Regions from separate parts of the Homo sapiens genome. Here all the other regions are linked to region 1. The links are chromatin loops, found by intact Hi-C in ENCODE. Cell type or tissue: CD4-positive, alpha-beta T cell. All regions are shown on one strand.

Region 1 (4,000 bases):
TGTGAGAGCCACATTAGATATAACAGGAGAAATTAATACACTTCTGATAGTAAAAAAATTCCCCATTAATTACTATATGTACAAAGGGGACTGGGTAAGAGTTTTGAAAATTATCTCTCTCTCTCTAGACCTTACACAAGAGCTATTGATAAGGATCAAGAGTCAGGCCCCACATTTGTGAGTTAGACTCACCTCAGCAAATAAGTAGCTCCACCTCCAAACCCACACTCTATCCATGCTGTCTCAGGCTTTATTTAAGAGAGAAAATATTTTTTAAATGGGGCCTCACATGGCAGGAAAAATATATGTGAGGTCTGACTAAAGCTAATGCCCTTGTGACCAAAGGATGCAAATTCCCAAGATGCGAAGGATAAAGACAGACCCCCTTAACTTGTGCATGGGCACAACACACACACAGTACAGAATGTGAAGAACACTTTGGGAGAAGCCCAAGAATGACTAAAGGCTTTGGTCTACCACCTTCGTTTTCAGGTTAGAGAAGGGAAACAAACATCAGCCTGGGAATAAGGAATATAGACCATTACAAAGAGTAAAGCTTAGAACTGACCCCTGCACTCCACATCCCACACACCACCCTCACTTGTGATCCAAATGGACTTATTTTCATATCACTTCAAATTCTGAGACCCACTGGTCTCTTTTTGACACTGGCTATATATTCAGTCCTTCCATTTATTAGAGGCATCTCTCAAAAATTCTCAGGCTACAACATCAGACCTCATGCTCTTGTGCCTTATGCTGGAAAACAATGAATAATAAGTCCACATTTGTATAAGTCTATGGCCTAGATTTCATATATTCTAAGAATGTATAAGAAATAAGCAGATTCACTATGTTTGTGGTGAATTTTAAAATCAGGAATATAGCTTTCACAGACTTTTGCTTAGGATTCCTTATAACAAAGACTATCCACATGGAAACTGGCTGTTTGACATGAGGCTGGAAGTGAAAAATGGTTATTGCTGGAAAGAGATGACATTCAAGTGCAGACTCACTAGCTGGATACGTGTCAGCTGGAGCAGCTGTTGTCGGATTCTCTGAAAGAGAAGAAGGAAAAATTAAGATGTTAGCTGAATACCAGTTTGGAGGATGGAGGTAAGAGAGAATATGGACAATATTCCAGACTTTACAATGGAAGACCCTCAGTCCTTGGTGTACCAGTTGAGGAAGAACAAGTGCACAGATAAGATAAAACCCATGAAAACCAATAAAAACCTAATATGTGGTCATTTTTCCTTTCCCGAAATAAACCTCTGATTACCTTCTTGAACATATTTTACTAACAGTAACAATAAACTTGGGTTCCAAGGTATTATTGAAGTAAGATCTGACTGAATTAAGAAGAGCCTAAGGATAACCATCTCCATCTTGAACGGTCAGTCAAAATGGTGATAGAACAAGTTAGGAGAGGTAAAAAAGCACATTCTAAGCAACCATAAGCCCACATCTTTAGAGGAGATATTTTATGTATATTCCCACAAAACTTATGTTCAGGTAAGAATCTTTACTTACGGGCAGAGACCAGAAAGATGGAAACTCCCAAGAGTACCAGGACTGCTAAGAACTTCATGGTGGTGACCTGAAGATCAGGGAGCACAGACAAAAATGCTTCAAAGCCTAAGAGAAGGCAAGGCGCTGACTTCAGGATTCCACATCCTGACAATATATATGCAGAGGGCACCAATCAGGAGCTGTCAACCAGAATCCAGGTTAGGTAATGCCAGGAAACGTTGGGACACAAACCACTGGAGAATCAACAACACAGCCAGGGGCCCTTTGGAAAGGTTGTGAATTCAAATCATTGGTTCTGGCTAAACAGGTTTCAATTCGAGTCTCTCATGTTAAATATGCTCCAGGCAACTTCTCTTCCAGGCATCCTCTTACATGTAGGGTATAGTGTCTCCATAATTACCAGCTCCTATGACAGGTTGGAGATGCCCCATAACCAGCCTTCCTGAAATCTGCAGTGCTCTTTTCATAGATTCTAGGAGTCATACACTTACAGAGTGCTTAGACCTCTGTCTCCCCCTAGGGGAATAATCAGGGTAGAGCAGCCTGATCCAAAGACCATCCGGTGTAACTCAGGCTGTGCATTCTTCGAGTCATGGCCTCCCTCCTGAACATGTAATTAGGTCATCTGACACTGGTGCAGAGTGAGTCCAACACTGAATGATCTAAAGAACGAACTATGACCTTACTGGATTTAGCAACCATTGTATAAAAATTCAAAATCAAGGAGTAAGTATACAGAATAAACTAACATTTGTTAATTCATGCATCCATTTAATCAATTTTTTCATTCAAAAAACATTCATTGAGCATTATTGTATGCCAGACACAATGCTAGATGTTAGAAAAATAACAGCGAACAAAGCACACAAAAATTTTATTTAATACATGGTTTTGCAGGAATTCATACACTAAAAAAGTAAAGAAAGAGAAAACACAATGTATTATGTGTGAGGTGATAAGGCCTAATAAAAAAAGAAGGCAGGAAAGAAGAAAGGAGAGTTTAGAGATGGAAAATGGGGAGCAATTTTATATAAGGTGACCAAAAAAGGCATTACTGAATAGGTGATATTTGAACAGACTCTTAAGGAGCTGAGGAATCAACAACGTGGTATATTTGGATAATGCAACGGAAAGGAAATGGTCAGTCTGAAGGAAAGCAATGGTGAGTGCATGTAGAATATGGTCATCCAGACTTCTCTGCAGTTGTTGAGTAGGGCCCAGCACTGCCCCAAGTTCCATCAATCTACTTGCCCTTTGTCATAATGGAGCCAAGCTGCTAAGTAAAGACAGCAAGGGAGGAAAACAATCCACATTTACAGCACAATCAAGTGCTGGACCCAACTGAGGCCTCAAAGAGGGGTGATGAACATTTGGAATACCCAGAATCATAGGGAATTCTCTACATTTTAAAGATTTCCCTTGCTTTAAAGTTCTTCTTCTTCATACAAAGTATGCCTTTTTGGGTCATACCCTCATTGGAAGGATCTCTGTAATCTGGAAGAGCACTGAACATCTATTTCTCCTTTTATTGGAGAGTCTGTCTGATAACAGCAACCAGTCTACTCCCCAAAACATGCTAAGAGGTCCCCATCAGGTGAATGAAGAAAGGCAGAGGAAATTCTTGAGGGAGTGGTCTTCAACCTCGGAAAGACAAGTCAGTGTCCTTGTCCTGGGTAAACTCATATCTTCCATGAGGCACAGAGTTGTCATAATATGGTGAGAGATTAGCATAAATAACGCTAAGAAAAAAACACATATTCTGAAGGAAAAGTGAAAGAGAAATATTTAAAAGAGATAAAGAAGGAAGGAAGACTTAAAAGACAGATACTATCTGATTATACCCCGTAGGGAATAAGCCCTACAGTCACCTTTGTAAGGCCTCCCAACAACACTGACACAAATTGAAGGGTCTTCTAGGAGACGGTTACTTATTGAGAGCCCACTGTGTCCCTCCACAGAGGCAGAGACCCACCACACAGACTTAAGACAATGACTGGCTTGCTAAGAAAAAAAGATTAAACATATGTATCAGTTAGGGTCCCCTTAAGAGATCAAAACTGCACAGTGGATTAAACAGGAAAAGTGTGATACAAAGAATTTCTAAAGTTTGATATATGAGTAGTTTTTCATCTTGAATGAATTTTTGTATAAGGTGTAAGGAAGGGATCCAGTTTCAGCTTTCTACATATGGCTAGCCAGATTTCCCAGCACCATTTATTAAATAGGGAATCCTTTCCCCATTGCTTGTTTTCGTCAGGTTTCTCAAAGATCAGATGGTTGTAGATGTGTGGCATTATTTCTGAGGGCTCTGTTCTGTTCCATTGGTCTATAACTCTGTTTTGGTACCAGTACCATGCTGTTTTGGTTATTGTAGCCTTGTAGTATAGTTTGAAGTCAGGTAGTGTGATGCCTCCAGCTTTGTTCTTTTGGCTTAGGATTGACTTGGCAATGTGGGCTCTTTTTTGCT
Region 2 (4,000 bases), 110 kb after region 1:
ATTTCTTGGTTACAGGCTGGTTCTCAGGCAAACAAATTTTAGAAAAGAGTATGTGGAAACTGAGTATCTGGAAATGTATTCCCTTTAAGCTACCAGTAGCAGTATATAGCCAAGGTGTGCATAAGGATTACTGGTATCACAGTTTCCTAGACATCTCTACTTTAGGAACCACGTGCAAGATAATAAGCAGTTCAATCAATCTAATCCAATAACTATTTAATAGCTGGCTACAGGTTGTGAAATAACAGGTTGTAAAAATGTAAAACAAAGAATAAGAAGAACATGATTTGGGCCCTCCCAGAAAGAGGTAGTCGAAAAGCTCTGGAAAGACAAATAGGAGTAGGGACACTAGATGATGAGGATGCGAGGGCTTAAAATACAGCAGATGATGGAGCAAGTACTGGAGGCGTCCACGTGTGCCAGGAAAGTCTGAAAGTGAGGAAGGTGGAAGCTGGTATAGGTGGAAAAAAAAAGATCCTTTGTTTGAATGTGAAATGTGGGATCAGGAGCAGTCTCCCATTAAGAGGTTTTAAAAATATGAGCATCTACAAGAGAGAGACAGACCTCAGTCAAGGAAAGAAAGTAGGGAGGTTGTGCCATTGCACTCTAGCCTAGGCAACAAGAGCAAAACTCCATCTCGGAAAAAAAAAAAAAAAGAAGAAGAAGAAGAAAGTAGGGAGGAAGCAGTTGTTAAAAGGAGTTTGTTAACCACAAACCAAAAAACCTTGCTGCTTTGCTTTTCTTGACTCTTTTGCACATTTATCTTTCTAAGGAGCACTTGCTTAGAAGAAAAATGGCTTGGCCAAGGCAGAATATTCTTTGATTTTTCTGGCATAAAAACCTTCTTGGGAGCTATGGCAGTAATTGTAAATGACATGATGCTGGAAATATCCTTGAGTTCCTTCAAGAGAGAAACAGAATGAGCAGAACAGGTGAGTAAGGCTGTAGGAATGTGATACCATGGTAGTGCCCATAGGTAGCACCAACACTAATGTAGCATCAAGATGCCAGGATTCCCGGAACCACAGGAAGGGAGAAAGTCAGAATTTTAAGCTTCATCTATAGACCCAAAGGGAGAACAAGGAGGCTTCAGTAAATCCCTGGGGTGGGGTAACGATATTAGTGCTTTTGATGCAATTATTTGAAAAATGAAACACTTTATTTCCATCGATAGTTGGATGTGTTTCACCAATAAGCTTTTTTTAATCGACAAATAATGATTGTATATATCTATGGGGTACAGTGTGCTGTTTTGATATATGTATAGATTGTAGAAAGATTAACTCAAGCTGATTAATATATCCATCACCTTCCCTAAATAAGCTTTTGACGTAGGTGCTGAAACTGAAAATGTAACCAGTGCCCAGGGTCTGAGGCAGCTGCAGAGGAAGCCACCCAGATTCCACCCACACCCACCCTCCCCAGAAAGGATTCATGTGGCTGTAATTGGGGAAAAAAAGAAATATTCTTAAAAGCTAATTTCTCTGTAGGATCAGGGTGCAGAATATGCAATTTAGAGACATAACTTTTGTATGGAGATATGAAAATGGGAGGAAAACAAAACCATTCAATAGAGGGCATTTTCTATTACTGGCATTGCATTAAATTGGGCTATACTGCCATCTGCAGGTCACTGTAAAACTGTGCAGTAACGAAACTTAAGACGCTGTATCCAAAAGTAAAATCAGGAAGAATGAACAAGCAGCAGAGATAAACTCCATTGCACTGTGTTCGAATTAACTGATTTCAGTTCTACATGGATATATTAAGTAAGCATCTCTGGAAACATCAAAGAACATGTATAATCAATTGTTTGGTCTCAAGTGAATGTATGTGTAATATTTTTTCACAGCATCAGCTACTTTACCATCTTTGCCATCAGAATAATGGTAGAGTGCAGGCTCTAAGCCAGGCTGCCTGAGTTTGAATCCCAACTTGACAACTAGAAGATCTTGGACAAGTTATGAAACTTTCTCTTGGCCCCATTTTCCTCATCTAAAAAATAAAGGTAATAATAATGCTTAATTCAAAAGATGAGTTTGAGAATCAAGCTAAATTGTACATGTAAATTGTTTAGAATAGTGCCTGGCATATTGTAAGTGATCAATAAATTTTAACTATTATTCTTCCAAGAAGCTGACCATAAGTTTGTTAAACACATGGGATAACAGGAGAAAAAATAAAGGTTAAGAGTCCCAATCCCCCTCACCATCACTCTTGCCCAGAAAAGAGGAATATGCTACGAGTTTATGATTGGTCAGATCCCAGGATGCTATATAGAAAATTGGGATATTAACAGGCCTCTACTTGTGAGTAACACTAATTTAGTTTCTTTTTTTAATTATTATTTCAACAGTTTGGGGAACAGGTGGTGTTTGGTTACATGGATAAGTTCTTTAGTGGTGAGATTTTGGTGCACCTGTCACCCGAGCAGTGTACACTACACCCAATGTGTAGACTTTTATCTCTCACGCCCCCCCACCCTTCCCCCAAGTCCCCAGAGTCCATTATATTATTTTTATGCCTTTGCGTCCTCATAGCTTAGCTCCCACATATCAGTGAGAACACACAATGTTTGGTTTTCCATTTCTGAGTTACTTCACTTAGAATAATGGTCTCCAACTCCAGCCAGGTTGCTGTGAATGCCATTATTTCATTCCTTTTAATGGCTGAGTAGAATTCATATATGTATTCCATGGAATTATATATATTATATAATATATATATAAAATATCACATTTTCTTCATCCACTCGTTCATTGGTGGGCATTTAGGCTGGTTTCATATTTTTGCAATTGCAAATCGTACTGCTATAAACATGCATGTGCAAGTATCTTTTTCATATAATGGCTTATTTCCTCTGGGCAGATACCCAGCAGTGGGATTGCCGGATCAAATGGTAGTTCTACTTTTAGTTCTTTAAGGAATCTCCATACTCTTTTCCACAGTGGTTGTACTATTTTGCATTCCCAGCAGCAGTGAAAAAGTACTCCTTTTTCACCACATCCACGCCTATAATTTTTTTTATTTTTCAGTTATGGCCATTCTTACAAGACTGTAGTATCACACTGTGGTTTTAATTTGAATTTCCCTGATCATTAGTGATGTTGGGCATTTTTTTATATGTTTCTTGGCCATTTGCATATCTTCTTTTGAGAATTGTCTGTTCATGTCCTGAGCCTACTTTTTGATGGGATTATTTGTTTTTTTCATTCTGACTTTGAGTTACTTGCAGATTCTGGATATTAGTTCTTTGTTGGATGCATAGTTTGCGAATATTTTCTCCCACTCTGTGGGTTGTCTGTTTGCTGATTATTTGTTTTGCTGTGCAGAAGTTTTTTGTTTTAATTAAGTCCCATCTCTTTATCTTTGTTTTTGTTGCATTTGCTTTTGGGTTGTTGGTCATGAACTCTTTGCCTAAGCCAATGTCTAGAAGACCTTTTCCTACATTATCTTCTAGAATTTTTATGGTATCAGGTCTTAGATTCAAGTCTTTGATCCATCTTGAGTTGATTTTTGTACAAGGTGAGAGATGAGGATCATTCTACATGTGGTTTGCTAATTATCCCAGCACCATTTATTGAATTGAGTGTCCTTTCCCCACTTTATGCTTTTGTTTGCTTTGTCAAAGATCAGTTGGCTGTAAGTATTTGGCTTTATTTCTGTGTTCTCTATTCTGTTCGCATGGCCTATGGGCCTGTTTTTTACCAATACCATGCTGTTTTTGTTTTTTGTTGTTGTTGTTTGTTTGTTTGTTTGTTTGTTTTGAGTCAAGGTCTCACTCTGTCCCCCAGGCTGGGATGCAGTGGCACAATCTTGGCTCACTGCAACTTCTGCCCCCTGGGTTCAAGCAATTCTTCCACCTCAACCTCCCAAGTAGCTAGGATTACAGGCACGTGCCACCATGCCCAGCTAATTTTTGTATTTTTAGTAGAGACTGGGTTTCACTATGTTGGCCAGGCTGGTCTTGAACTCCTGACCTCAAGTGATCTGCCCACCT
Region 3 (4,000 bases), 100 kb before region 1:
CCTCCAGATATGAGTTTTTCAGTATTAATTTTTTCAGAGATATCTCTTATACCTTTAAATAGTTTGGCCAGTAATTTATTATTTAAACTAATGAAAATTAATCTTTCTGTAGTTTTAACCACCTATCTGCTACAACCACAAAGAAAATGGCATAAGGGATAATGGTATTTTCCCCAGATAGTATAAATTAAAATCTTTATTGAATTAAGTAAATAAATCTTGCTTAGAGATTCCTTTATTTTGGATATCTTGGTACCATTTTCTACATTTTCTAGTCTAATTGTTTTCTTAGTTAATACTCCAAAATTTCAGTGGTACTTGCTCAGACACACAAAGATATTTACAATTCTAACTGTTTTAATTCTAATTCTCTGTGGTTTTAGGAATCTAATCACTCTTGTTTCTCTCTTACCTACTACCTACATCTCAGGGTATATGAATCATATGTATGTATTTAGTCACAAAAGAGGTAAATAGCAGAAGGCATCAATATGTCATATGCACTTCAAGAAGTTTCAGATGGTTTCAGTTGCTGGTCTGGCATGTTAGGAGCTAGAAGCGGCCACTCCACCCAAACAACAAGTAAAAACCTGAACAGACTGAAAAATTAGTAACCGTTCTAGACCCATCAGAGAAGTGGGTCACAGGGCAAACCACTTCTCCTCAAATTAGAGAAATAGGCAAATGCAAAGATTTATGACTTGTTAGAGCAAAAACCCCAAAGCATAAACTCCCCCAGGAATCAGAACCACGGTAGAGAACCCGGACAATAACCGAGGAATTACTGGATGCTCAGCATGGACCAGTCTGAGAAATAAAAACTCTAGGGAGACCCAGTCATTGGGAGGCCCCTTGTTTCTGGGAGTCTTACTTCTAGGAGCTCAACCATGTTCTCACAGGAAATACTGGAGAAAAATCCCCTAGTGTTTCCCGCAGGGGGCGGGAGAAAGGAACCATTTTGAAATGCAGCAGAGCATTCTATTCCTCTTAACAAAGTCTTCCCTCGGGAGAAACTAGATACCAAAAACCTAACCGGATGAGGTTTTATCAGAGACTAACCGACCTGAAGGAAGGGAAACACCCAACTCCTGCCTACTCTAGCCATCCCGTCCCATTAAAGGGGACAGAGAGGATGAGAAGCACAGGTGAGAGTCACAATCCAGAGGCACAGTCTCACTGGAAGACTGAGACCTAACCATAAGACCATGGAACGCTTCCCTTCTCCCTAAACCTTACCACCACATTACTAAAAGCCTATTTACATCAATTTCTTTTACTCAGTACATCGCGTCCAGTTGTAAAAAAAAGACATAGTAAAAGGCAAAAACAGGTTGAAGAAACAGAGAAAACGTTAAAACCAGTCTCAGATATGACAGGGATGTTAGGATTATCAAACTGGAAATTTAAAACAACTAAAATGATAAGGGCTCTAATGGATAAAGTAGTCTGTGCGCAAGAACAAATGAACAGAGAGATGGAAATCCTTAGAGTAAAAAAAATGCTAGAGATAAAAAATGGTGTCACAGAAATGAGGAATGCCTTTGATGGGCTTATTGGTGGACTGGACATGGCTGAGGAAAGAATCTCTGAGCTTGAGACTATAGCTATAAAAACCACCAAAACTGAAAAGCTAAGAGAAGACTGAAAAAAATATAAGAGAATATCCATGAAATGTGGGACAGTTACAAAAGGTGTAACATATGCATAATGGAAATTCCAGAAGGAGAAGAAAGAGAGAAAGAAATAAAAGAAATATCTGAAACAATAATAATTGAGAATTCCCCCAAATGAATGTCAGATACCAAACCACAGATCCAGAGAGCTCAGAGAACACCGAAAAGAATAAACACACGCACAAAAAAACGCAAAAATCTACACCTAAGCTTATAATTTTTAAACTACAGAAAATCACAAGTAAAGGGAAAAATCATAAAAGAAGCCAGAAGGAAAAAACACCTTACCTATAAAAAAACAAAGATAAGAATTACATGCAACTTCTCCTCAGAAAATGTGTAGTATATACTCCACAAGTAGGTTCTTGCCAAGAATTGAATTTACTCTAAAATGCAACACTTTGCTTAAGTGTTGTTTGTCCAGCAGATGTCAGCCTTGCACAAGAAAAAAAATGCCAAGATGTTCCACAAAGCAGGCTGTGTGCAGGATTTATATGGTTATACATTCCTGGGCAATCTATGCAATGCAATGCCCAGAACACAAGTTCCTCTCACAAACCTGTCCCAACTTTGTCTAAAGGTCAGTATTTTAAAATATCAGAATTGAATTGCTAGGGAGAAAGTATTGCTAGGAGTCATACATTTCAAGTACCTAACTAGATTCCATTTTCTGCCAGTGATGGGGCTTCATTACAGCAGGAGAGGCAATGGTTTAAAATGCTGTATTTTATTGATTCTAAGGCACACATTTTTCCACATTTTAACATCTCTGAAATTAGGTTGTGCCTTAAAATTCATAGTGTCAGCCAATTTAGTTGTCTTTTTTTGCCTCCTTAAGTGGAATGTAAAATAATTATGAGTCTTACAAAAAATGGTTTATGATCATCAATGAAATAGCATAACTTTATAAATTAAATGCACTTTTTCTCTCAAGTAAGTTAGGAAAATATTTTGTGATTTTTTTCTATGATTACCTAGAAGAATAAGAGATCTCTTCTTTCCTGACGCAGTCTTTGGCTGAGGAAGGGGTCACAGTAGTTCCCAAATTTTTCCAATGTCCTGTGCATTTGTTTAACCATCTTTTCACAAAGCTATAACCTATTTCTCTCAATCCACTCCTCTATTACCCTTTAAGAAATCTCAAGAAGCGGAGAGAGCTATAGCAACAGCTCAGTACTGCCAATATTAAAGCCTGTGTGATAAATATGGAAGGGGGAAGTTCACTCACCACAATCAAAGGCAGAGCTAAGTGGGATAATTTTTTTCAGTTCTGCTGGGAAATAGTCCCACTTCTGCCTTTTTCAGAGTCTGTAATTATTTCCTGGAGATTAGTGATCTTCCATTATAATGTCGTTTTAAGTTCCAGGTATTAACTACTACTTGTTAGTAGTGGATAGGAAGTGGTAGCAGCACTCAGCCAGCCACCGTGTAGCGTTGTGCAGCCCATGCATTGCCCAGAGACACCCAGCTGAGTAGGCAAATGGGAATTAGAATCCAGCCCTACTGAGCTTGCCATCCAAAAACTCTAGGGCTTTCATCTTCTAAGAGCGAGCTCCATTTTTTTCTAATTCATTCACATAGGGTGAGTGCCTTTCTGTAATTAGCACAAGGGCACTGCTGTGGTTTGAATGAGTCTCGCAAAGTTGGTATATTGGAACCTTAACCCCCCATGCAGTGCTGAGAGGTCAAACCTTTGAGAGGTGACTAGGTCATGAGGGCTCTGTCCTCGTAAATGGATTAATGTCACTATTGTGGGAGAGGATTCGTTATCTCAAGTGAGCTTGTTATAAAACCAAGTTTGGCTGTGTCTTGCTTTCTTGCCCTCTCACGCTGTCTTCCCCCTCCATCTTCCGCCATGGGATGATGCTACAAGGAGGCCCTCACCAGATGCAGGCTTTTGACCTTGGATTTGCCAGCCTCCAGAATTGTAAGAAATAAATTTCTTTTCTTTAAAAATTGCCGTTATCTGTGGTATTGTCATGGCAACACGAAATGAAGTCAAACAGGCACCTTTTCTATTAAAAGAGGACCTTGACCCGCAGCCAACAGCTTTCTTCACTTGCCACCTTCTCATTTAGTCTCTGCTGGGAAAGAGGTTTTAATCTTCCTCCAAGTTCCTGAGAAAGGATGACCCACATCTTTCCTCATAATTTCCACCATGCTCAAAAATGTCAAATTCACAGCCCTTTCTATTGGTTTCCTGTGTTGACATTTAAACCACTTGACCTTTATCACACTTATAAGCGGCAGAGCCAAGGAGAAAGTTTTTATTTTTTTGTCGTTCTTTTTGTTTCTTTTACCAGATCTGAGGTAGCACAGGTCAATAT
Region 4 (4,000 bases), 81 kb before region 1:
TAACCATCACATTAGTGCTGACTGATTCATGAATCATTCCTTGCTCAAATAAATTCTTTTAAATCTAATTTGTCTAAATTTTTAACAAGGTCTCCAGAGTTGCTAAAATCTAGGGATTGGGTGTTTATTTCAAGTTAGCTCTTCAAGTTAGCCAGATTCTCAGGTATTTGGCTCTAGTTAGATTCAGAGACAGCTCAAGAGCACCCTGAGAGTTTCCTCATTTGTTAAAATGGGGATAATAATATAAAGCTTGCTTTCCTCTCAAGTTATTGTTGTGAAGATCAGACAAAAGAATAAGAGAGTGCTTTCTAAACCAAGTCAAATGTATACCAGGGAATTATATTTTTTTTACAAGTCGCAGTTTAAGGCACAGTTACTCCCTTTTCATATTCCACCACTCCCTAAACTTACCAGTTATTGTATCAACATTTTAAGAAAAAAATACATTGTTCTGCATTTTAACCTGTTGACTTTCAACAGGGTGAGTCAGGATGCAGTGATCTGCGTAAGGGTGCCTTCTGATCTTCGCACATGCAGGAGGAGTAGAGAAATGTACACAGGACTGAAGGTAAAGAAACCTTGATTCTTGTCTCATCATGGCTCCAACCTGCTGCCTGACCCTGGACAAGTCTCTCTCCATCTTTCAGCCTCAGTGTTCTCATCCACTTCCAATTCCACCTGCACCAGCCCACATCTTCTATTTACCCCTTTCCTGCCATAATTTTTCTCCATAGAACTTATCCTATTTCACATTTTATGTTTACTTATTTAATGTGTTCATTGTCTCTTTCTCCTTAGTAGAATGTAAGCTCATGAGGGAAGGTATTTTTGTCCTTTTTGTCCACTATTATCCTCAAGGGCTAGAATAGTGCTTTATGCCTGAGTTGCTCTGTGACTAAATACATGAACGAATGAAGACTAAGGATATTAAACTAGATTACCTCAGATTTACCAATATTAATTGTTTGAATCTTTGATTTAGTCATGAGGTATTTTTCCATGTGGTTTCTTTCTACCTTGCATTATCCTCCCCCAAATGAATTATAAGAAATACTTTTACATTCAATGAGCTTAAAAACAACCAGAATGATTCAAGTTAGATCTAAAGGCTTTCTTATACACTGAAATGAATTCTATGTTAGTTCCTACAACAGAAATAGATCTCAAGTTATCCATTTGAATACAATGTGTTTCTCAATGTATATCACTACTAGAATGCAGGCACTGGGCCCTTCTATTCATAGGTATGCCCAAAGAAACAAGGTAAGCAATTTGAAAGTAGAGCCTTAGAAGCTACCCGATGGAACAGTATGAGGGAAGCCTGGGCCCATTTCCTGTCCTTGAGGAGTCTAGTTCTTCAGAAGGAAGTGAACCTGCCCAGTTGCAAAGAGACGGTTGAGATTTTTTTTTTTCTAAGTTTATTTGTTACTAAAAATGCCTTAAAAATGCATTGGGCTGTGCCATAGATTTGAGTTTCTTCCCTCTGAAACTCATGTTGGAATTGTATCCCCAGTGTGGTAGTGTTGGGAGGTGGGGCCTAGTTGGAGGTTTTGGGGTTATAAGGGAAGATCCCTCCTGAATAGATTAATGTTCTCTTGTGGGGGCAAGTTCTTGTTCTCTCTTGTTCTCATAGGAATAGATTAGTTCGTAGGAGAGTGGTTTGTTAAAAAGAGCCTGACTTCCTTGGTTTCTCTCTCTTGCTTCCTGTCTCACCATGTGATATGTTTGCATGACCTGCCTTTCTACTTTCCACCATGACTGCAAGCAGCCTGAGGCCCTCACCAGATACAGCTGCCCAATCTCAAACTTTCTAGCCATCAGAATTGTGAGGTAAAAGACCTCTGTTCTTTATAAATTACTCAGCCTCACGTATTCTATTATAGCAACACAAAAAAGACTAAGACTATTTCAGTTTGTCCAGTGGGTGTCAGGATGACTCAGCTGAAGAAAGAGCAGACTGAGTAGGAACTGAGTCATTGCTTACATGTCTAAGCCACGTTGTTACCTGCAAAGAACAGAGAACGGATGTTCTTCCTGCCAAAGAATTGGAGGAGAGAAAGAGCTAAGATTTCAGTATAACAAAGTTAAGAAAGGACCCAAGAGGGAACTAACTGTCAGTAATAATAAGGAAGCACATGACGATTACTGAGCAAGTGCTAAAAACTTCTGCTTTGGAAATCCTTGCAAACAAAAATTTTCCATAAAATTGAAAGGGCTGTGAGTTCAGAAAAACCTTTAAGAATTCATGGCAATTAAGAAATGTGGGCCGGGCGTGGTGGCTCATTCCTGTAATCCCAGCATTTCGGGAGGCTGAGACGGATGGATGACCTGAGGTCAGGAGTTTGAGACCAGCCTGGCCAACATGGTGAAACCACGTCTCTACTAAAAATACAAAAAATTAGCCAGGTGTGGTGGCGGGTGCCTGTAATCCCAGCTACTCAGGAGGCTGAGGCAGGAGAATTGCTTGAACCCGGGAGGTGGAGGTTGCAGTGAGCTGAGATTGTGCCATTGCACTCCAGCCTGGGCAACAAGAGCAAAATTCTGTCTCAAAAAAAAATGTGATTAAAAATCAACTATGCTTGTAGAAAGGTAGAATTATTGGGAGTGGAAAGGGATGATTAATTCCTGATGATCAATTTTTGAGGTCCTACCCAAGAGTCTATTATACTTTCTTCTTAGAAGAAAAATGGTTGAAACCTCTTCATCCTCAATGTGTCTGTACCCCTGTGAAAGGGAAATAAAATCTCAGGACTCCAACTCACTATACCAAAGGGAAAAATAAAGCTTTGAAACTGAGTCATGTAAAATGCTGACTTTACTTTTGTTCCTAAACAGATAGTTATGAGACAGGAGGACATATATCTACTCAAGGGGCCTCCCTCACCGTGACAATGTAAATTAACAGCTTATCTTTACAGGTATGGAACAAAAGGAAACTAAAAATTGTCCCCCTGTCCACCCTGAGATGAATGCATATTTGACTTCTCCTCTTTGTTTACTTTAACTTAAGCAAAGTACAGATTTATGAAGTGCAAGACAAATATATAATTGGCTATTCCTCTATCTTTTCCTTTTCACATGTAACAGGTAGATTCAGTGATAGCTAACCCAAGCCTCACAAGAATGTGACCATATTCTCCCTTTTTTTTCCTTCCTCCTTTCCCCACCCACCCACTTTTTCCACTTTAAATATTGAAGCCCTCAAAATCCTCTTTGGAAAAATTGTGGGCCACAGATCCTACCGTGGCTTGTGTCTCTTCTTCCTAGGGACAACCTCAACCTTGACAAAATGAACCTTTAAATTAATAGAGACACTGTTTTAGGTTTACAAATTGGCAACCATGATGAAATTCTGAGTGGAGGTGGCCCTTGACCTGTGGCAAAACTCCTAACGGTGCCTGATACTAACTTGGGCTATTTTTATTGCTCAAACCAATAGGACAACTTGCTGAGGTCTGGGAGCTTCATCCTCTCCAGTGAAGCCTTGATCTCCCAAAATTGGAGTGAGATCTAAGGTTTATTTTGCTATTACAATTCCATTCTGGAGTTCTGCTTGCTTCTGGAAAGGAAGGTGACTTTTCCTGCTTTTACAATGGTAGAGAGCAGTCTTTAGCCTGAGCCTCATTCCTGGATAACAGCTAAGTTGAGATTTTGTCTTAAAAATTCTCTTTAATGACTAAGTTAGTGCCAGAGGTATTCAAACCAGGTGACTCCATCTTGAATAGGGGATGGGTAAAATTAGGCTTAGACCTGCTGGGCTACATTCTTAGTCACAGGATGAGAAAGAAGGCTGGCACAAGATAAAGGTCACAAAGACCTCACTGATAAAACAGGATGTGGTAAAGAAGCCAGCCAAAACCCAACAAATCCAAGATAGCAATGAAAGTGACCTCTAGTCATTCTCATTGCTCATTATACACTAATTATAATGTATTAGCATGCTAAAAGATACTCCTAACAGCATCATGACAGTTTACAAATGCCACAGCAATGCCAGGAA
Region 5 (4,000 bases), 220 kb before region 1:
AGTTGGAGAAGATGAGTTAAACCCAATAAAAGTCACTGGTTAGTGATTTATAGACAATGTCAAGTAGTCTATGAATCATTTAGGGGGTTTGAATTGGAACTCTACATATAGAAAAAACATGTCTCCTAGTCTCCCAATCACTAGTGCTCTTAGAACTTCTCTTTCATCATTTAACAATTGCAACTACAACACAAAAACTTTCTTCATTTTCAGTCCTATCCAACAAACCCAGAATCTCCCCACTGGGATTTATTATATTCATACTGTTTCTAGGCAGAAAATAGTTTTCATTAAGATGTAAATTTAATGAATTTCTGAGCAACTTGTTTCTGCTCCATTTGGCATGGTGCCTTGCCGGCTTAGTCCAGGTGCTTCCTAATCGTCATAAAAGTGGAAACAAAGAGCCGAAGACCAGCTTTAAGCAAATGTTTTCTGTTAGACTTTTCAACCTGCCAATAACTTTTTCATGTTGTTTGCTTTTTATCAAAGCAATTGGGAAAAAAAATAGAATTCCATGATCTTTAGATGAATAGATGTTTATTTTAAATTTAGGAAGTCCCTCACCATCTCATTATTTTTATCCCTAGCTCAAACATGAATGGAAACATGCTTAAGAACAGCCACGCTGATTGAAAATTTGTAAGAATTATACATAAAACATACATATGTGAACAATTTCAAACAAAAAGGGAACACAGAAGACTAAACATGACACTTAAGGAGAAAATACAGTGACATGTTATAGAAAAAATTAGAAATATCTACAATACAGAGAGATCTGGAAAACCCTTCAGAAATAAACAGCAGATGATCTTAAAAGAAGAATGATGTTGCCATTTGATTTCTTAAAGGTTGCACTGAAAGAATTGAGTCAAGAAGTTAGAATCTAAAATTTTATAACGTAAGTGTAAGGATATCATAAAAATATTCTCAGATAAACAAAGCCTAAGAAACTGTACCACAATAAATGTAACTTTTAAGAATTCTTGGAAGAAGCATAAAGCAGTAGAATAACATAATGAATAAGTTTAAAATCCAGCTCCTCCATTTGATAGCTCTGTCATTGATGACCTCAGGTAAGACATTTAACCTCCTTAAACTTTAATTTCGTCATCTTTAAAGCAGGAACAATGATAGTACATATCCCAGAGGACTATGATGATTAAATAGATTAATGTGGCCAGGCGCAGTGGCTCATGCCTGTAATACCAGCACTTTGGGAGGCCAGGGTGGGTGGATCACCTGAGGTCAGAAGTTCGAGACCAGCCTGCCCAATACGGCGAAACCCCGACTCTACTAAAAATACCAAAATTAGCCAGGCGTGGTGGCATGCTCCTGTAGTCCCAGCTACTTGGGAGGCTGAGACAGGAGAATTTTTTGAACCCAGGAGGTGGAGGTTGCAGTGAACTGAGATCACGCCACTGCAGTCCAGTCTGGGCGACAGAGCAAGACTCCATCTCAAAAATAAATAAATAAATAAATAAATAAATAAATAAATAAGATTAATGTATTTCATACTTTTATAAGACTACAGAAACAACAGTAAGCATTCTATTAGTGTTGTCTACTAAAACCTTTTGACATCATATTCAATGGTGAAAAGAAGATAAAGGCATACAGATTGGTCAAGAAGAAGTTTAAATTTCCTTATTCAAAATTACATAATTTTGCATATAGAAAATCCTAAGGATCTAGCCCCCTTACCACCCTCAAAAAACTGCTAAAACCGAAAGATAAATCTAAAAAAATCTTGGGATACAAAATTAATATATAAAAATCAATTTATTACTATATACTAACAACAGAAATTGTAAAATTAAATTTATTTTAATATTAAAAGTACCATTTATAATATCAAAATAAAGGTATAAATTTTATCAAGGATGTTTAATATTTCTACATTTAAAACTACAAAATATTGCTACAAAAAAATCTAAGTAAATGAAGATATCCTAAGGATTCCAAATTTTAAAAGAATGTGTTCCTTTGGGTGAAAATAACAACATATTGTAGGAAAATAAATCAGAGATTTTCCTAGTAAACTAGTGCATGCGGACAACTCAAACTACCGCAAGGTGGCAGCACATCCCCATGATAGCACCATCAATACTTGGCCTAGTCAGTGGTGAAAAGTCATGATGGGCTTCTGAGAGGATGTTCCTATTAAATCCTAAGTATTCGATCTACAAAGAACTAGGATCTTTTGATCAATTGAGCCCACATTTTCCTTCAGAGTCCAAAGAGGAAACTGAATTTCTGAAAATGTAGGCGACTTATCAAAGGTCAAAAATAGTTCATGACAGAACCAGGATTAGAACCTGATCTTTTAGTTTCCAGGGCAGCTCCTTCACAGTATTATAAACATTCACTGTGGCCTTTCTCTATCCCAGATCCTCTAGGGACTGTTATTTCTAAGAGAAATGATACGGTGGAATAACAAAATATGTAAACTAAGTAGTGAGCAAAATTTTTGCTTAGGTCCTCCTGATAGAGGCAGGAGGCAGAGAAATTCTAGGCAGACGGGGCGGGTCCCCGGTGAAAACCCACCTTCATGCCAAAGTGGCCTGAGACCTGCAGCCCAAAGTGAGAACTTCCATTCCTCTTTGCCCACTCTCTCCCAATTGGCTCTTTCTGAGTAATGTCTTTTTACCAGTCAAACATGGCCTTTTCCAAAACTACCTATGGCCTGCCCCCACTCCCATCCTGTGCTTATAAAGACCCCAGACTCAGTCAGTAGAGAAGAGAGGCAGCTTGACTTCACTGAGGTGGCTTGACTTCAGGGAATAGCTGGCTGGACTTCGTGAAAGAGCCAGCCGGACTTTGGGGGAAAGACTACCTGCTTGTCCCATCCCCTGTCCAGCTCCCCTGTCCACTGAGAACAATTTCCATCACTTAATAAAATTCTCCGCCTTCACCATCCTTCAAGGCTAACCTCATTCTTCTTGTCCAGCATCCAAGAGCTCAGAACCCACTGAGTGCAGGTACCCAAAAAAGGCTGCCACATTGGCTCTTTGCCCTTGCCAGCAGAGGGCAGCCACCCCACACAATGAGGCAACGGGCCAACCGAGCTGCTAAGACACTGCTGTCTGCAGATGGCAGAGCTATGAGAGCACTGCAAACATGCCCTCTGGGGTTTTGGGGTGGCAGGCACCCCCACCTGGGCACCACTGCAGGCTCCACACTGAGCTTGCTCCTGCTGGTGCCCAAAGCAGCTGGCTGGATCCCACTCACTTACTCACATGCTCTCTCTCACAAAGGGTTGAGTGTGGTGGGCCAAGTAAACAGGGCACCCCTGTCATTAGTCTGACAAAGGGGCTGAGAAAAATCCTGCATCACTCCAGACCTTTTTCTAGTTCCAGCTCTCCCTGACCTAACACTCTCCTTTCAGTATCTTCCCATTTCCTACCCCCTTTCCCACAACAAAATAGGAGATATTCTGATATCAAGAGCCTTATTCGTATTTTGGCTGAACTTCATTTGTTTATTTTGATGATAAAAGGAATGGATATCTCTCACGTTTAAGTAATATTGGGCTATAGAAGTAGATAAACCTTTTACTTGACCTTAAAGTCAGATTCTCATTAAAGCTGAACCCAGTCAGGTAACTAAATATTCTGGTTTTCCTGGGCCTGAGAGGTTTCTCAGTTCTAAAACAGGGAAAGTTCTGAGGTGGGCAACCAGGATGGTTGGTCACCCTAGCTCATTTATGTGAAACTGGGGTTTGTGGTGTGATGTACAACATGATGGACCAGACAAAACAAAATGCATCTGACCATCCCTTTTTGTACCTCTTGCCATCTCTCACTTCACTTCAGCCAACATATATAGGACTACTAAATGTAAGGCTCTGCTATGGTTTGAATGTTTTTGTCTACTCCAAACTCATGTGTTGGAAACTTAATCATCAATGTAACAGTGTTGGGAGGTGGCACCAAATGGGAGGTGTTTAGGTCATGAGGGCTCAGTCCTAATGAATGAATTAATGTTGCAATAAAGGAGC
Region 6 (4,000 bases), 150 kb after region 1:
CATGTACCCCAGAACTTAAAGTAAAATTTTAAAAAATAAAATAAAATAAAACTATATGCCTACTTTAATCCAGGTAGATTAAAGCCTTAAATGTGAAAAATAAAATGTTTAAACCTTTAGAAATATATACAATAATATTTCTATAACATATAGGGGTAGAGAAGCCCTAAACAAGGCTCAAAAAGCCCAAATTATACAGATACATTCTGATGAATATGACTGCGTTAAAACTTAAAACTAACCAAAACTGTCACCATAAATAAATCTAAGAGACAAGAAACAGACATAGAAGATACTTTCAACTCATATACCTAAGGAATAGTAGTCAGAATATTATAGAAAACTTTAATAACCTAATAAATTAAAGCAAAGTCAAGTGAGAATAGAAAAATGAGCAAAAAAGAGTAAAATGAAATTCAAAGAATAAATGCTAATGACAATAGGCCTATGAAAAGAAGCTCAATCTCACTGAAAATTAGAGGAATGCAAGTTAAAACATGGAGAAACCATTTTCATATTTATTGTATTTGCAAAATTTTTGTCTGATTATAGCAAGTGTTGGAGCAAATGGGAAAAATCAAATACATTTTGTACACCACCGCTGCTGAGCATTTGGCCCAATCATTTGGAGAACAACTTGGCAATGTGTACTAAAGTTGAAGATGTTCATATCACACAGTCCCACAACTCTATCTTATGTACACAACAGGTAAGAACAAAAACATTCTTGCTGGTTTTTTTGGTTTTTTTTTTTTTTTGAGACAGGGTCTCTCTCTGTTGCCCAGGCTGGAGTGCAGTGGCACAAACACAGTTCACTGTAACCTTGACTTCCTGGGCTTAAGCGAACCTCCCACCTCAGTCTCCCAAGTAGCTGGGACCACAGGCATGCACCACCACTCCCAGCTATTTTTTTTTATTATTATTTTTAGTAAAGATGGGGGTCTCACTATGTTGTCCAGGCTGGACTAGAACTCCAGGCCTCAAGCGATACCCTCCCAAAGTGCTGGGATTACAAACGTGAGGCACTGTGCCCAGCCTGTATTTTTAATAAGAGAAAGAAATAGAAAACCAAAAATTTGTCAACTGAGGAATAGATAAGTCAGCTATGTTCATACAACAGAATATTGCACAGAAGTTTAAATAAATGAACTAGAGATACACTTAGCACCAAAAATAAAGCTCAGAAGTATACTGTAGAGTAGCGGGGAGGGAAACAAGTTTCAGAAGAAAATGAAAGTGTGAGACCATTTATATAAAATTTTAAATCTGCAAAGCAATCCCGTATAATATATATGGGATTATATATTATATATATATAGTATATATATATAACTATTATATATATAGTTATAATGGATACTATAATGTATCCATTATAACTAATGGATACATGGTTACGTAACAAAAACTAAAAGCATGAAAGGCGAGATTAAACACTAATGAAAGTGGGTAGTTCTGAGTGGAAAGAGAGGATTCTAGGGTAAATTAATACTGTGCTGTTTCTTTTTTAAAAATGTTAAATACACAATTAAAATTTGATCTAGTAGTAGGTTCGTCACATGGGTATTCAATATATTATTATATTCTTGTGTATTTATTTGAATTATTTCACAAACTAGATTAATTGTAATCAGTTTTAAATACCTGTCACAGAATCATCAAAAATGAAATTCACACAGGCATTCAGCTAACATCTCAAAATTTAGTTGTCCAACAGCACCCTCTGCTGTTCTGTATAAGCTAGGACCAATTATTTACAGCAAAAATCAACACTGAAAAAGCTGGAGAGGTCTCTCCATATAGTACTTCCCCTCTTCCACCCCAGCAGCAAGCAGCCTCTGCATCAGAAGTACCATCTTTTGGAATCTGGGGAATATGGTAAAAACACATAGTTTGTGACAATTATTCTGTACAAAGATTTTCTCCCAGGATAATGAGGAGCCAGGGGTTTGAGGAAAGGTGTCTGTGCAGGGCACACACCCCAGAGAGAAGTCTCTGGGCCCCATGGCATCAGTATGTCATAGGCAAGATAATAAAAGGGTGGGTGGGGTAAAGGCGACACTGAGTGAGTGAAGGGCAAAGCTAGGGTCTGAGCTGCCAGTGGCCTGAGAAAAATCTGATTCAGCCCCTTTATTTACAAATGAGGACTTTGAGGTTCAAAAAGATCTCTTCCTGGATCACCCAGTGACTCCAAGTCACACCAAGAAATGCACCCAGGGAAAGGGAATTAGATACATGGTAGCACTCTGTCCTCATGTATGAGTCTTCATCAAGTCCTAAGCACTTACGTAGATGCTGCACTCTATTCCTGTTAATATGCTCTCCTTTCCCACCGTCTTTACCATGAGCCAGCCGGGCACATGAGGGGCTGTCACAGAATTGCCCTCCCATATTAGCTCAAAACTTAGAGCTGCTTAGGGCTTTGCCCTGGGAGGAGAATCTCACTGAGGGAGATGCTGCTGGACAAAATAGCCTGCCAAAAAGATCTGCCTCCCTGTACATTTCCTATTGCTGCTTAGCAAATTACCGCTAACTTAGCAGCTTAATAAAACAACACAGACCTCCCCATTCTAAAGATCAGATGTCTGAAATGGGTCTCACAGAGCTAAAATCAAGGCATCAGCAGAGCTGTATTCCTTCTCCAGGCTCTGGAGGAGAATCCATTTCCTTGCCTTTTCCTTAGCTCATGGCCCCGCTTCCTTCTTCAAAGCTGGCAATCACATCACATCACTCTAGACTATGCTTCCCATCTCCTTCTCTGACTCTGACCCTCTGCCTCCCTCTCTTACTCAGAAGGACCTTTGTGATTACCCACATAATCCTGGATAATCCCCTATCTCAATGTCAGTTAGATTAGCAAACTGAATCCCATGTGCAACTTTAATTCCCCCTTGCTATGTAACATAACATAATCACAGGTTCTCGGGATTAGGATGTGGACATCTTGGAGTGGGGGGAGCATTTTTCTGCCTACCACATTAGTCATAGCCAGTATTGGCTTGAAGAAAGGCTACATACTTCAACTCATGGTCTTCCCCTATCCTTTCCTGATAGTCTTCTCTCTGTGTGTGTGTGTGTTTCTCTCTCTCTCTCTCATTTGCAGACATACATATGCACATACACACACACACACACACACACAGGCCTTATCTCAATTACCAGCCTAAAAGTGCGCAAATAACCTCAAGAACAAGAATTGTATCATTTAACTTTCAATAATTTCACATATACAAGATGTCCCTCCCTCTCTGCATTACCACCAATGAGCTCTTCTATTCCTCCAACATCAACCGGCCCTTCTGAGATTCCTCTACAGCTCCAAGCCCCTCTACTTCCTGCATATTTCTATATCCCCTCAGGACATCGTTGAGCAAAAATTATTTTCATTTCAAGACATATTTGTTCAACACCTACTACATGCCAGAATTGTACACAAATATTCTTGCCCTCAAGGAGCACAGTGTCTACAACACAGGTCAACACACATGCAAACACACACACATACACACACACAAGCCAATTGCAGAGCTCAGTGCTGCACTGAAGAGTGCATGAGTGTCAAAAGGAAATAATTAACTCAAGCCTAGGAGGCGTGGAGAATCCACACAGGAGATGTCTTTTATGCAAGGCCTTAAGAACAGATAGCATTTTGACAAGAGAAAGGAAAGGAAATAATTAACTCAGGCCTGGGAGGCGTGGAGAATCCACACAGGAGATGTCTTCTATGCAAGGCCTTAAGAACAGAGAGCCTTTTGACAAGAGAGAAGGGTGGGAAGAGCATTCCAGACACAGGGAGTAGGATAAATAAAGGCAAGGAGATGGGAACATCTTGGAATGTTCAGGAACAGTTGGATGTGCCTTGAATGAAAGCAGTGGATGGAGGGAATAGGGTTGGGAAATGAGGCTAAAAGAAGTTTTAATCAGGTGAGAAAAGGCCTCAATGTCACTCTGAGTGGGTGTCCTGATTCTAGCGTTTCCGTGTTTCCTCACTGCTCTCTCC
Region 7 (4,000 bases), 140 kb before region 1:
GGAGGACATCACCAATCTACCAAGATTCGTATGTGCTAGACTCAAGGTTAAAAGATTACCTGGAGCAGGTCAGAACTTGGGTACCAGAGTCCCAGACAAAAGGAAGGCCTAGGCTGGGTGCGGTGGCTCACACCTGTAATCCCAGCACTTTGAGAGGCTGAGGCGGACAGATCACTTGAGGTCAGGAGTTCGAGACCAGCCTGGCCAACATGGTGAGACCCCGTTTCTACTAAAAATACAAAAATTAGTTGGGTGTGGTGGCAGGCGCCTGTAATCCCAGCTACTCGGAAGGCTGAGGCAGGAGATTTGCTTGAACCCAGGAAGCACAGGTTGCAGTGAGCTGAGATCGCACCACTGTACTCTAGCCTAGGAGCCAGAGCGAGATTCCATCTCAAAAAATAAAACAAACCAAAAAAAAAAAAAAAAAAAAAAGGAAGGTCTACAATGTGTCAGAGTTGAAGATAGTAAAATCACACACTCACAGTTTCTAGGGTGACATTTCTAAACATGGTTCTGATTTTATCCTATCCAGCTCAATATATTTTTGATGACTCCCAACTCTTAAGAAGATAAAATACCAAAACTAGTAGGTGAGAGTTGAAAGCTTAATAAGGAATAGGATATTGACATAGTTTGAAAATATTTAAAAGTACTTTTTAATTTAAAAAGGAAAATTATAAATTTACAGTGGAAAAAAAGAATACCACATTATATTACCAATAATAGGAAAACTGATACTACATACTTCCTGATGTGATGCACTGGGGAGACATCATCACATGTAGTAATCCTGACAAAATTGTCTAACGCAGATTGAATCACATGAACTGCAGACAAATCAAATTGAGAGATGCTCTACAGAATAGAAGGACTATACTCTTTAAAAATATCAACATCAAGTACACCATGGACACAAAGCAGGAAGCAACTTTGGGTCTACTTGAGGGTAATGAGTGGGAGGAGGGTGAGGATCAGAAAACTACCCATTAGGTACTATGCTCATTACCTGGGTGATGAAAGAATGTGTACAGCAAACCCCGCAACACCCAATTTACCCATGTAACATGTACCCCTGAACCTAAAACAAAAATTGGAAAGGAAAAAAATTCAATTTCCATGAAAGATAAAGAAAAGTAGAGAAAGAATTTCAGATTTAAGGAGACAAAAGAGACATGAAAACTATATGCAGTGTGTGATCCTACATATTATTTGGAAAACAATAAAGTCTGTAAACTAGATGATTGTATCAATGTTATTTTTAAAATTTTGATAATTATACTATAGTTATGAAAATTATTGTCTTTAATTTTAAGAGGCAAAGGGGCATAATATCTACAACTGATTCTCAAAATGTTGGGAAAAAATACATTATAATAAAGCAAAATATTAACAATTTTAAGTCAGAGTGACAGGTGTACAGAAGTTCTCTATTTCAAAGGAAAACTGTTAAAGTTAAAACAAATTTCATAACCCAAAATATGGTATTCAAGATTTCTTAGATCTAAACTTAATTTAGGTTAATTATCTTAGGTTCCACTCACTCTTTCTCATAACACAACTCACAGTATAGCCATGCTGAGCTACTTGATTTTTCCCAAACATACCCTATACTTTTCCATCTTGGTATTTATGCTCACTCAAATCTCTCTGTGAGTACAGACTACTTTTTACTCCTTAACCTTTTGAAATTCTATTCAACCCTGAAAACTGTTTAATTTAAAATGAGCAATCTGGCCGGGCATGGTGGTAGTTCATACCTGTAATCCCAGCACTTTGGGAGGCTGAGGGGGGAGAATTGCTTGAGCCCAGGAGTTTGAGACCAGCCTGGGCAACTAAGTAAGATCCTGTCTCTACAAAAAAATTAGCCAGGCATGGTGGTGGTGCCTAGTCCCAGCTACTCGAGAGGCTGAGGTTGGAAGATCTTTGGAGCCCAGGAGGTCGAAGCAGCAGTGAGCCATCACTGTGCCACTGCACTCCAGCCTGGGCCCTGGGGAGACCCTGTCTCCAAAGACGAAAAAGAAATCCAAAAAAATAAAAGGAAGAAATCTTCGATTGCTTATTCAGCTCCTAAATTCGTTCAATCTCCTGTGATACAAATCAGACAAACAGGGGTTGTCCAGATACTCCATAATTGGGTTAATTCATCAGTCTGGGTTAGACAACCTCCTGGGCAGTGGGCTAATCTGAGATTTCCACCTATGTAACTGTGAGATTAAAGAATGGGTATAGGCTGCCACCTGGTGGTCATTAGGAGTACAGTCTTGAGCTGCATAACAATATTCTGATCAAGGATGGACCGCATATACCACAGTCTCGTAAGATTATAATGGAGCTGGAAAATTCCTATCACCTAGTGACGTCGTAGCCATGGTAATGTGGTAGCACAATGCATTACTCACGTTTACTTGCATGTTTGTGTTGATTGCTCGTGTAAACAAACACTGCGTGCCAGTCATATAAAAGTAGAGTACATACATCTACGTATAGTACATATTTAATAATGATAATAAACAACTGTTACTGGAGTAACAGTTTTTGTATGTAGTTTATGTATTTACTGCATTATACTTTTATGTATAGTGCTCTGTACCTATACATATACTAAACTGCACTATACTTTTATGTATAGTTTATGTATAGTTATGTATAGTTTATGTAGTTTATGTGTTTACTGCACTATACTTTTTATTGTTGTCTTACAGTGCACTACTTCTACTTGTTTAAAAAGTGAACTGTAAAGCAGCCTTAGGCAGGTCCTTCAGGACCTCTTCCAGAAGGCATCGTCCTCATAGGGAGATGACAGCTCCATGCCCCTGAAGACCTTCCAGTGGGATAAGATGTGGAGGTGCAAGCCAGTGATATTGATTATCTTGACCCTGTGTGGGCCAAAAGTAATGTGTGTATTTGTGTCATAATTTTTTTAAAAAGTTTAAAAAGTAAAATAAAATAATTTAAAAATTAAAAAAGCTTATCAAATAAGGATATAAATAAAATATTTTTGTACAGCTGTACAATGTGTGTTTTCAGCTAAGTGTTATTAACAAAAAAGTCAAAAATTTAAAATTGTATAAAATAAAAAAATTACAGTAAGTTAAGGTTAATTTATTAATGAAGAGAGAAAAATATTTTTAAGTAAGTTTAGTGTAGCTTAAGTGTCCAGTGTTTATAGAGTCTACAGTGATGTACAGTAATGTCCTAGGCCTTCACGGTCACCTGCACCCACTCACTCACTCACCCAGAGCAACTTCGAGTTCTACAAGCCACATTCATGGTAAGTGTCCTATACAGGTGTACCATTTTTTATCTCTTATACTATATTTTTATTGTACTGTTTCTATGTTAAGATGTGTTAAGAGCTACAAACACTTCCCACTGTGTTCCAATTGCCTACAGCATTCAGTACAGTAACATGCTGTCCAGATTTGAAGCCGAGGAGGAATAGATTGCATCATATAGCCAAGGCGTGCAGTAGGCTATACCATCCGGGTTTGTGTAAATGCACTCTATGATGTTCACACAAGGACGCATTTCTCAGAGCATGTCCCCGTCACTAAGTGATGTATGACTGTGTAACAGGTTGGGGGTTCATCTGTGAAGACAGAGGTTTGCAGGGTGGGAAAAGTCAGAAAGAGACACAATCTTACTTAATTCATCTATGGATCACAATATCCACTTTTGAGATTGTTTTCAGGATTCAAGTTAAGATATATTAGTCATTTTTCGCAGAGTATTCACTCATTAAATGATAGTATTATTAGAAATATAAAACATTACACTGGGAAGAACCCTAAAGACAGTTTATTTTTACTTCCTCATTTTACATTTAAGGACTCTGAAACCCAGAAAAGAAGCAGAGTAAGGCCTAAAGGACAGGATTTTTTACTTCTCACTCCTTAACGCATAGGTCAAAAGGGACAGGTTCAGTGTAAGTATAGGGAAAATTATAATATGTAGCTGTGGAGCACTTTAAGTCATTTAAATCTCCTTCACTCCCACTTTC

Evidence for each region. Hi-C counts contacts between places; a loop is a spot of excess contacts. Peaks named below come from ENCODE experiments on the same cell type or tissue, not always from the same donor. Only the 100,000 strongest peaks of a DNase experiment are listed, where the experiment ranks them.
Region 2: it touches region 1 in a loop (2.6-fold over the local background); 20 of 110 quality-filtered maps call a loop at or near these places.
Region 3: a loop joins it to region 1, with 9 times the contacts of the local background. A loop is called at or near these places in 59 of 110 quality-filtered maps.
Region 4: it touches region 1 in a loop (3-fold over the local background); 13 of 110 quality-filtered maps call a loop at or near these places.
Region 5: it touches region 1 in a loop (5-fold over the local background); 24 of 110 quality-filtered maps call a loop at or near these places.
Region 6: a loop joins it to region 1, with 15 times the contacts of the local background. A loop is called at or near these places in 10 of 110 quality-filtered maps.
Region 7: it touches region 1 in a loop (5-fold over the local background); 8 of 110 quality-filtered maps call a loop at or near these places.

What each region holds. Positions count from the first base shown.
Region 1 is chr12:54,852,174-54,856,173 of GRCh38, reverse strand. It overlaps MUCL1 (mucin like 1), which reads right to left and starts at 1,658. Exons shown (of 4, transcript NM_058173.3): 1 at 1,534-1,658; 2 at 1,017-1,058. The coding sequence starts at 1,591. RefSeq lists an enhancer at 3,290-3,459. In CD4-positive, alpha-beta T cell, a CTCF peak has its summit at 2,038; a DNase peak (open chromatin) is centred at 2,073.
Region 2 is chr12:54,747,013-54,751,012 of GRCh38, reverse strand. No RefSeq gene overlaps it. Among named protein-coding and RNA genes, the nearest start is that of DCD, 100 kb to the right of the region's middle. In CD4-positive, alpha-beta T cell, CTCF peaks have their summits at 1,425 and 1,627 (motif pointing left); a DNase peak (open chromatin) is centred at 1,622.
Region 3 is chr12:54,956,354-54,960,353 of GRCh38, reverse strand. The region is part of intron 10 of TESPA1 (thymocyte expressed, positive selection associated 1); the gene reads left to right. Among named protein-coding and RNA genes, the nearest start is that of TESPA1, 26 kb to the left of the region's middle. RefSeq lists an enhancer at 984-1,033. In CD4-positive, alpha-beta T cell, CTCF peaks have their summits at 1,907 and 2,106 (motif pointing right); a DNase peak (open chromatin) is centred at 2,103; H3K27ac peaks cover 1,345 bases.
Region 4 is chr12:54,933,439-54,937,438 of GRCh38, reverse strand. It overlaps the pseudogene LOC105369778. Among named protein-coding and RNA genes, the nearest start is that of TESPA1, 49 kb to the left of the region's middle. RefSeq lists an enhancer at 1,249-2,448. In CD4-positive, alpha-beta T cell, CTCF peaks have their summits at 1,686 and 1,894; a DNase peak (open chromatin) is centred at 1,968; H3K27ac peaks cover 1,369 bases.
Region 5 is chr12:55,071,325-55,075,324 of GRCh38, reverse strand. No RefSeq gene overlaps it. Among named protein-coding and RNA genes, the nearest start is that of OR9K2, 53 kb to the left of the region's middle. In CD4-positive, alpha-beta T cell, CTCF peaks have their summits at 1,817, 2,031 (motif pointing right) and 3,022 (motif pointing right); DNase peaks (open chromatin) are centred at 2,094 and 3,044.
Region 6 is chr12:54,700,121-54,704,120 of GRCh38, reverse strand. No RefSeq gene overlaps it. Among named protein-coding and RNA genes, the nearest start is that of DCD, 54 kb to the right of the region's middle. In CD4-positive, alpha-beta T cell, a CTCF peak has its summit at 1,701 (motif pointing left); a DNase peak (open chromatin) is centred at 1,720.
Region 7 is chr12:54,991,660-54,995,659 of GRCh38, reverse strand. The region is part of intron 1 of LOC107984515 (a long non-coding RNA gene); the gene reads right to left. Among named protein-coding and RNA genes, the nearest start is that of TESPA1, 8.9 kb to the right of the region's middle. RefSeq lists an enhancer at 3,548-3,597. In CD4-positive, alpha-beta T cell, CTCF peaks have their summits at 2,046 and 2,250 (motif pointing left); DNase peaks (open chromatin) are centred at 2,289 and 3,509; H3K4me3 peaks cover 535 bases; H3K27ac peaks cover 812 bases.